Regions from separate parts of the Mus musculus genome. Here region 2 is linked to region 1. The links are chromatin loops, found by intact Hi-C in ENCODE. Cell type or tissue: left cerebral cortex. All regions are shown on one strand. Links, peaks and the distances in the headings refer to the core of each region. The heading gives the core; the rest is flanking DNA.

Region 1 (4,865 bases), core at 608-4,607:
GTGTAGCTGCTGGTCATGGGTGCTGGGAATCCAATGGGTCCTCTGTAAGAATAGTCTGTGCCCTTAGCTACTGAGCCATCTCTGCTGCCCCCAGCCTGCTTCTTGAGATACAGCAGCAGCAGCAAGGAGCATAGAGCAGAGCTGTGATCCAAGGGAGATAGAGATGTTACTGTGTATATCAGCACTCTAAAATATACAAAGGATATTCCCGGAATGCTAGTAGCTTGTATGTCTGCACTGCTGAAAAGCTTGCAACATCCTATTAAGGATCTACAAAGGCATAAAAAATTAAAATTAAAATTAAAGCAAGCAACCCCCCCCACACACACACACACACACACAAACACAGTACTGAATACAAATTCTGGGAGGTTGTTTCAGAGTAGGTTTCTGATCTGGACCTCAGCATACTGGACTCAAAATCAAAATCGAGTCCCTCATGCTACATTTCCAGGCAAATAATCTGGAACTAACTATTGATTTGACTTTCAAAAAAAAAAAGAAAGAAAGAACGAAGACAGCTCCATTTCTTAAACAGGCTAGTTTTAATTGAAATCATATGAAGTCTCTGCCTTAGTCCTCTCTTTCAAAGGTAACTTTGAGAATAACAACCCGGTTAACAATTCATTTCTTTTCCTATTGTTCTGGCTCCCTGCTAGGCAACTTTGCTTGTTTTTAACTTCTGAGTTCTTCTGTCTAGAAACCCAAACTTTTGTGCTTAGCTCAGCAGAACACTTACCCTATTTTATGGAATAAAGTATTGCCCAATTCTAGAATTGAAAATAAAGTCAATTAAGATGTCGAAATTAAATTGTTAGAGTCTGGTCTTCTGACAACAATTTTTTCCTTGCCAAAAAAGTCACCATGCACCAGGCGCATGAGTGATTAGCAGGAAGCCATTGGACCATCCAGAAAGATCTGAATGGGGAGCTCTGACTCAGCATAGTGCATGTGTGCAAGAACACATGTTTGGGGTTCTGGTTGGCCTGCCTCATGCACTCCCAATCCTAGATGAGACTTTGGGGGAGTTCAGGCAGTAGAGTCATGCAAATGGGTGATAAAAGAGAAAATGGGAAGGAAAAAGGAAGCAAGGCTGACCCCTCCAAATATTGCTGTCCTCCCCTCTCCCTCCCCCTAGCACAAGTCCACAGAGTTGAAATAACAATAGAATGAATAAACCAGTGTCTTCTTCCGAGGCAGGGGAGATAGTTCAGTCAGTAAATTGCTTGCTGTGCAAGCAGAAGACTGGAGTTTGGTTCCCAGAACCCATGTAAGATATCTGAGCCTGATGGTGTGAGCTGTAATCCTGTGCTGTGAAGATAGAGACAGTTGGATCTTTGGCACTCATTGATCAGGAAGCCAGCCTAGCTGAATCAGTGAGCCCAGGCCAGTGAGAGAGCTGGTCTTAGCAAACATGCCATAGAGTGCCTGAAGAATGATACCAAAGATTGGCTTAACACACAGACACAGACACAGACACAGACACAGACACAGACACAGACACAGACACAGACACAGACACAGACACAGACACAGACACAGACACAGACACAGACACAGACACAGACACAGACACACAGACACAGACACAGACACAGAGTCACAGACACACAGACACACAGACACACAGACACACAGACACACAGGCACACAGACACACAGATACACAGATACACACACACACAGAGACACACACACACAGACACACACACACACACACACACACACACACACACACGCTGGGGATAGAGGTTTAACACGCACATTTTGAGGAATTCTTCTCATTTATAAATAGAGTTAGTAAATAGTTCCATCTAGCTCATGAAGATAATCAATGAAAAATTTGAATAAAGAGGTGCAAAAGTATCAGACGACGTGTCTCTCTGAAGTCCCTTGACAATCAGGAACCTCAGCTGGTCTCCTGGTTGTCCCAGCACTGTGGTAATTACCAGCCCCTTACTCCAGGACCACCTGGCTCTGCAGGAACAGACTCACTGAAGAGCCCTGAGATCAGAGATCTTTCCTCTCCATGGCAACAACATACACAATGTCATCTTGCAATTTATTTTCACTTGACTGAGAAGACCCTGCCCTCTTCTTTCTGGCTTGGCTTCCACGGCCTGGCTATATTAGTCTTGGATGGCTCGGGGCTGTCTCGGCATCAGACCTGGCATGGCCTTGTTATGCCAGCTGGGGAAGGACAACACACCTGTGGGTGTGCAAGGCTGGGAGGTGGTTGGGCAAGGGTCCTAATTACTGGAGAGTGACACAAATCTTGCCAGCATGACTTCATCCATTTCCTCTTTCCCTGCTTTCTGAGCTCTGGGGATAGGTTGCGGTGTTTGCTCAGCTGCCCAGGCCCCCATGGCGAGGACCAATCTTACCTGTGGATCACCACCTCCAGGTGGACAGCTGTGCTCCTGCCCAGGTATCAAACTTGAAGGATATTCACGCTGCTCTCTTTTCTTCTTAATGTTTGTAAAAAGCTGCCGTTTTAAACAAGAAAACAGCTGGAGTGTGGTTTCCAGACATCACATCTCCAAGACCATGATAGAAACCACGAGTCAATCCATGTGAGTCTTTGGGACAAGATTGGACATCTCTGAAATTGGCAAGGCTGCACTAAAGATGGAAGTGCTGAAGCTGCCAACCTGGGGGATGGCCAGGGCTTCCTGCTAGAAGCATGTCCCTCTGCTGTTGCTATTGCCACCACAGTGGAGAATTTGGGATGCAAGCTGACTAAGCCTCATGTGCTGTCTGCTCTGAGAAGATGCTGACCAGTTGTCTGGAATATGTTCTTGGTTGTTTTCCTAGGGGAGGCAGCAGGAGCGCGAAATCAGCAGGGGCTTTGTGCTCAGCACACTCAAAGGGAGCCCAGGCCCTTCTTTGGAACTGTCAGGGGAGCTTTAGCCATGGGAGGTATTAAAGCACAGCTTTCCCCGAGCAAGAATGCCTTTCCAGGGAATGGATCCATGTCTCAAAATTTGCTTCTCTTAGAGAAGGATGAAGTGGCCCCCCACAGGCCCTTCAGCTAATAGAATAGAAAGCAACATGCTGACTAGCACCAGGACAGAACCCAAAAGACCAAACTCGGCTTCCTCATCATGTCCAAACACAAGAACTGGGTAGGAAGTTAATTAAGTCTTGTGATCACAAGAAAAAAAATATTTGTAGAAAACATAATGGATGTTAGTCATGGACATTTTCATCATAAGGAAAACTTTTTATAGTGGGATTGCCAAGAGCTGGGATCGTCTGGAATCACTTTGAAGCATGCTCTCGTTGTAGTTACATGAAGCATGCATGAAAAGTGAATTCCGGAGTGATGGGATCCCAGCATGGTGTCCCCCAAAGTGTGCTCCATCATCAGTGGTGTAGGAAGTCATGTTTATATAGAAAGATTTACGTATCAAGCAAGGTTAGAAGCACTGCATTTTCTAATCGCAGATTCACCCTGGACATAGAATCTGAGAACACATGACAGATTAAACTTTTTAACTATTCCACTCAGCTTTGTATTACTATAACAAGACACCAGAGGTAGCTAATATTCAGGGACAAAATTTGGTTTGCTTAGTTCATAGTTTTAGAGGTTTACACTCGATTCCTACACGGGCTCAGTTCTCAACTGTGTCACATCCACAAGGACACAAGCAAATAATAACATCTCAAATTAGGAATGAAGACAAAGATAGGGTGGGTGGACCCAGGCTTGCTCCTTTTACAACTCCCTCAGGAGACCTGTGGAACAGGTCATTCCCCCATACTTTTCTCCAGGGTCTCACCCACTTCCAACATCACCACTTTGGCGAATAACGCTTTTTTGTTTGTTTTTGTTTGTTTGTTTTTGAGACAGGGTTTCTCTGTGTAGCCCTGGCTGTCCTGATGAATAACGCTTTAAGTCGAAATAGATCACATTGAAGACGTTGGCTTCTCAAACGTATTTGAAAATGGAACACACAAACTGCATGTGAAACCCGGTACTGGAAAATGTGCTTTGCTAGGAGACATTGCTTGTACTATACTTTCCATTTACAGTGTCTGCTCCTCAAGCTGGGAGGGGATATTTCCTCTGAAACGATTAATCTTGGGGAAATTCGTGTGTGTGTGTGTGTGTGTGTGTGTGTGTGTGTGCGTGCACGCGGGCGCAGGAAACCAAAGGTGTTGGAACTCCCTGGATCTGGAGTTACAGGCAGATGTAAGCCACTATGTGTAGATGCTGGGAACCTAACGCAGGTCTTGGATAGAAAAACATCCCAGTAATCTTCCCCTCTGAGCATTGCTGCAACCTGAAGGGCAGACTAATGACTTGGACAGAGAAAAGAAATTTAGGATGAGCTGGGATATGTAGCAGTTGGATTCATTTAGAAGAAGTTGTAACAGACTTAAGTATGAAGTTAATGGTCAAAAGAACACTCTGGGAAAAAGCTAGATAACAACCAAGGGTAAGTGTGGGCTTCTCAAAGAAGATTCTCATTTAATTTCTAAGCAGTAGCCAGGAATACAATTATTGATTATTATGGCTCTCAAGTTACATCTCAAGGGGTTGCTAGGGGAACTGTTCTTTTCCTTTTTTGATCACGGAGATTATAGGGTGGCATCTGAGGTAAGATAAAACAAAGCTTTGGATCACAAGGGTTGCAGAGGGAGACTATGACAAACCTTTTACTGAACTTTCCCTAGAGATTCCTAGAAAATGTCAAGTTACATCTGAGGAAGAAGAATGTTTAAGCTGTAAGCACAGTTCATTGCTCTTTTAACATTCTTCTTTGAAATGCCTCTATAGAACAGGAATATCGTCTTTTTGTAGGCCACCTTCACAGCAAGGGCTGATTGTGCTAGGATTCCTGACTCTCAGTTGGTGA
Region 2 (4,865 bases), core at 566-4,565, 57 kb after region 1:
GTGATTTTTTTTTCAGTTTCCACTGGAAAGTGGTCATCAGATACAGCATCTCAGCACCTTCCTTAGTCAATGTGCATATGCTTAGCTTATTAATGTAACCATGTCAGCTTCTGAGACACCATGCTACTTAGATGTCTTAAGTGTTGTCTTAGATGTAACAGCTATGAAGAGCTAGTGCTGAAACTTGATAAGTCCTTAGAAACCACTCTCTCCAATCTGGGATATCTTTGAGAGAACCATAGCTTTACAAAATGGATCGTGAGCCACTTCATGCTTGGCCCAGCCCACTCCCTCTCTAATGAGAGGCCAAGCAAGGTTCTTGTCTTAGTTTGACATCATTTTCTCCCATGGATGTGAGCAAGTGGGTTTGATACTCTAAGGACCTAGATGTTTGTCATCTTGACCTGAGTTTGCCTTGGTATGACTTAGCCACACATACTTTGGAAAAAAGCAAGAACGCCAATAATGAGAACTGGGGGGTGGGGGCGGAGGAGAATTTGTCCAGTGGAATCTGTTGCTGGCTCCCATGCTAGTGGCTCCTGGAGTTCTTCTTCCCTCATGCTTCCACCTCTTATTTCCAACAGAGCAGAAAACAAACAAAAAAAATTGGCCATATTGATATCACATATGAATCACATTTTAAGGACTAAATCTTCATCCAGTGATAGAGCAGAACTGACAAATAGGCAAGGAAAGGGCTTATACACGTGATTATGAGATGGGCTCTGAATGGTTACATTGTACACTTTCTGCCTTTACTTGATCTAGGATCTAGATTTGGAGAGAAAGAAAATCAGAGAGAGAGAGAGAGAGAGAGAGAGAGAGAGAGAGAGAGAGAGAGAGAGAGGAAACTGAGATTATAATGCTTTAAATAACAACTTTTAAAATGGAGAATCTAATTTTCTGGAAGTCTTATTAGACTTTAAAGGAAGGATTTATGTTTGCATGAATTGTGCAGAAAGGAATTTTAATAACAGAGAGGCAGTGTGAGACAATGTCGATCTAGGTCATAACTCAGGGACGGATGGCTTTCCAGGAGGGATTAGCATAGGCTGCAAACTCTCTCAGCACAAGAAAGCTCGTCTCTGCCCCAGAGCTCTCTGGTGAATAGACAGACATACAGGCATTCCTCACACAGTTAATAAATAAGCCTGGGCTAGCCTCCCATTGATAGAAGCAGAGCTGGGAATTGCTATGGAGCCACACTGTGCTGGGATTCCAGTGCAGTTGTGTGCAACGGAGATGCCAGCTTCTTCCTCAGCACAGAGAACATTTTGAGCTGGATCATTCATTGTTGGTATAGGAGAAGAAGGGTCTTCCAGGGCATTGTTGGATAGGATCTTCAGACTCTACCTGTGACATAACAGTAGTAACCCACTGTCAATTTTGTGACAACAAAACAGACTTGCCCAACGTCCCCTCAGAATCCTTTCTGCCTTCTTTGTTGAGAGCATTACTATAGAGGAACGATATCTTTCCTCTCTGATGCTAATGATACAGTGGGCTAGCCTGTTGACCTTATGAGGAGGTTCAAAAAGTGCCTTCATCCCTTACAATGCTTAACAGGAGCAGGCTACTGAGTGCCAATGGGCTGTCCACATTCTTGCCCCGAGTCTGTGATTGCAGTGTAGGCAGGGATGGGAAGCCCCACTCCCATTTGAGCACCTGGATTTCCTGTGAACATCCCTTGAGCAAGCATTGAGGGGGCCAGATCCCACTGAGGCTGAGAAAATAGGGATTTCAGATTCAAAGCATTGAAACAACTTGTTGGGAATCTGAAGTGTCAGGGCAGAGATGAACGATGGCATCATCTCCCCAGAAGAACTCTTCTTCTTTTCGAAAAGAAGAAATCTGTGTGGTGAACTAAAGCCATGGGAGGAAATGCTGTGGACAAAGTATTCTCCGAGTACAAGACATTTCCCCTAAAAGCTCTCAACAGAAACATAGAACATCAAAACAAACAAATCCTCTATAGACATAGCTGATGCTCTACATTAAAAAAAAATGCCTCTGTGGTCATTAACATCTGAATGCTGTTGTATGAGGCAACCCTGTGGTTGCCATGGAGACATGTTTTTTAGCAGTGCCTGCATCACGAAACTGCACGGAAATGCTCCTCATCTGCAGCTGAACACCCAGATATTGAGGGAAGCGAGTCATGCACAGAGCAGGGAACACCCGTAAGGAGAACACAGCTGTTACAGTAAAGAGCTCCCAAGCGTTTTTGAAGCACTGGTCTTAGCGGTCTATTTGTGCATACGGATAATATGGTGGCGATGGCATCATTTCCGAGTGAGTGTGTAGCAAAGAAGAGTTGGAGACCGGACAGAATAGAATATGCATGAAAACAGGCTTTAGATTCTCCCCATTGCTACTCAGACCTAAAGAGGCTGCTGTCTGCTTTAAGCACGTTCTTTGAAGTGGAATCTGGTCCCCAAGCTCTGCCATGCATTCTGGGATCACAAAAGCAGAGACATTTCTGTGGCCACAAATAGATTAGAAAATATTTTTTTGTGGGTAATATTTGGCTGCACTCATAGAATCTGCATTCTTGTGCAGTAAGCTTTGAAAAGAGCCAGGCCATGGTACAAAACCCATTAATATCATGCAAACCATCATAGGATACGGCATGGATGTTTCTCTCTGGAGCCATGTGCCAGGTGACCCCAGGCATGTGTCTACACATGGCACGGTGGAGCTGGGCTTCTGCTCCTTGGCTAAGGCCAAACTTGTGTGCAGAAAAGGCCAGGGGCAGATGCTGACAAGCGATTCCTCATGATTGATATGTCTGTTTCCAATAAGTTGAGTTTATAGTTTGTTGGTGGGTTGACTGTGAAGTTATAAAAGCTGATGTCATAAAAGAGAAACTCGAGTGCTTGACACATCACATTGTATCTGTGTCACCCTGTGCTCTGGCAGCTGGACTAGCTTTCCTTTATAGAAGAGGAGATAACATAAAAGGGTAATAGGGCTTTAATTATAATAGGGGTTCTTTCACTGGATGGAGCTCCGGAGGGATGGCGCAACTGTGTGACTTCTGGCTTCCAGGGAAATCATTTTCCTACCCTACAGAGGGTGCACATGCAGCAAATGGTTCCAAAAGAAACGGTGCAGAGTGGAATGGCTTTGGCTGCTTTAGTAACCACCGTGGAAACTGATAAAAATCACTGGAAGAAACGAAAGCTGAAGAAACATAAATAGACTTCAAAAGTAACGTCCCTTTTGCTTTTGAGACTTTGGTTAAGTCCGAGGATTTGTTTTAAAACATGATGCTGTCAGCCTTTTCCTTCTGACGTCTGCTTGCCAGGTCAAGGAGAAAAGGAACAGCCGGTGCACGCACGGCCACTCTGTTTTGCTGCCTGGAGAAATTATGCTTATAACCTTGGTCATGACTTCTCTTTCCAAGGGGATGTTTTGCCATGGATGCAAGGGAATCTCCCATCATGCACTGCAGCAACAGAGTGACCCCCCAAACCCAGCGCAGGAAGGTTTCACTTTACAACCTTAAGTGAAAGAGAATTCCAACTGCCACAAAATGGAAAGGTGATCAGATCTGAGGCTGCTCCAAGGACCCGTCTTTTCTGTTTCTTCTTTTATCTGTTTTTCCCTCCCTCTCTATTAAGAGGTGTGTCCACCCTTGGCCCACACATGAACAATGTGAGTATTGTTTTGCATGCCCCATCACTGTGCCTGAGCCTCAGTGTGCTGGTCACCTTCACCTCTGTTACCAAGCCTCCTGGTAAGGCTCTAGCACAGGCGTTCTCAACTTGTGGGTCTCAACCCCTTTGGCAAACCTCTAGCTCCAAACATATTTGCATTACAGTCCTTAACAATAGCAAAATTACAGTTATGAAGTAACGCCAAAAATAATTTAATTTTATCGTTGGGGGTCACCACGAGAGGAACTGTATTAAAGGGTGGCAACATTAAAGGTTGAGGAGCAGTGTTCAGGTGAGTGGTTTCTACTCCCCTCGCTCATCTTCTCAGGAGTGATCTTAGGAGGGGGCGGCTAGTGTTATTGCACAAATAAGAGGAATGTGTTGTCACAGTAGAGTGGGATCTCTCAAAATGGCTGTGCCCCTGCAAGCCCAGGTCAACCTCTTAGCAGCCCACTGGATACTGAAGACAATATTCCATGCCTTCTACAGCTCAATGTTTTGAAGATGTTAAAGTCATGGTTTCTAGTTAGGTGCTATTAGGAGATGGAAGAACCTTTAAGAGATTTGTCTTAGTGAGAGGCAACTACATCCATAGAAGAAGGGGGCGCTCTTGACAGAAACACTGGGACTTTAGATGCTCTCTTCTCTCTACTTCCAGCAGCCATAAGTGAGTAGCTTAGCTCCACCATGTATTTAGTTCATGATAGTCTGCCATGCTACAGGATCCAAACAACAATGCCAACAGACTATAGGACCAAAACCTCTTATTAAAACCATGACCCAAAAGAAACCCTTTCTCATATTAGGTTGATTGTCACCTAATTGATTTGTCGCAGTGTTGGCTAACATTTCTCTGGGTTTCCTGTAGCTAGAAGGACATTGAAGACAGTTGCTTCGAGTTCTTGCTACTCTTCTCGTTGGGTGTTGAAAATGACAACCCCACGTGCCTTCTAAGACATTCAGTATTGCCTCATATCTGCTGAAGGTTATGGCTCTTCGTTTTCCTCCTCTGAAGACTATTCTGTTCCTTATCCTCCAACTAAGAACCTAATGAGCAATCAAATACTCAACTAACCCCACATAGAGACAGATGGTTGGTCACTTAGGTGCTCCACCCTGTGGGGCAGAGAAGTTTAAAGGAGGTCTGGGGGTGTGCATTAATGGCCTCTGGAGTCACCAGACCCAAGCTAAAGCTGTGGGTAGCTC

The links. A loop is a pair of places that touch in the nucleus more often than their neighbours do. Peaks named below come from ENCODE experiments on the same cell type or tissue, not always from the same donor. Only the 100,000 strongest peaks of a DNase experiment are listed, where the experiment ranks them.
Region 2: it touches region 1 in a loop (4-fold over the local background); 2 of 42 quality-filtered maps call a loop at or near these places.

Annotation. Positions count from the first base shown.
Region 1 is chr9:30,588,763-30,593,627 of GRCm38, reverse strand. No RefSeq gene overlaps it. Among named protein-coding and RNA genes, the nearest start is that of Snx19, 160 kb to the right of the region's middle. In left cerebral cortex, for the core only: no CTCF peak of the experiment used is centred there; a DNase peak (open chromatin) is centred at 2,632; H3K27ac peaks cover 288 bases.
Region 2 is chr9:30,531,434-30,536,298 of GRCm38, reverse strand. No RefSeq gene overlaps it. Among named protein-coding and RNA genes, the nearest start is that of Snx19, 110 kb to the right of the region's middle. In left cerebral cortex, for the core only: no CTCF peak of the experiment used is centred there; a DNase peak (open chromatin) is centred at 2,189.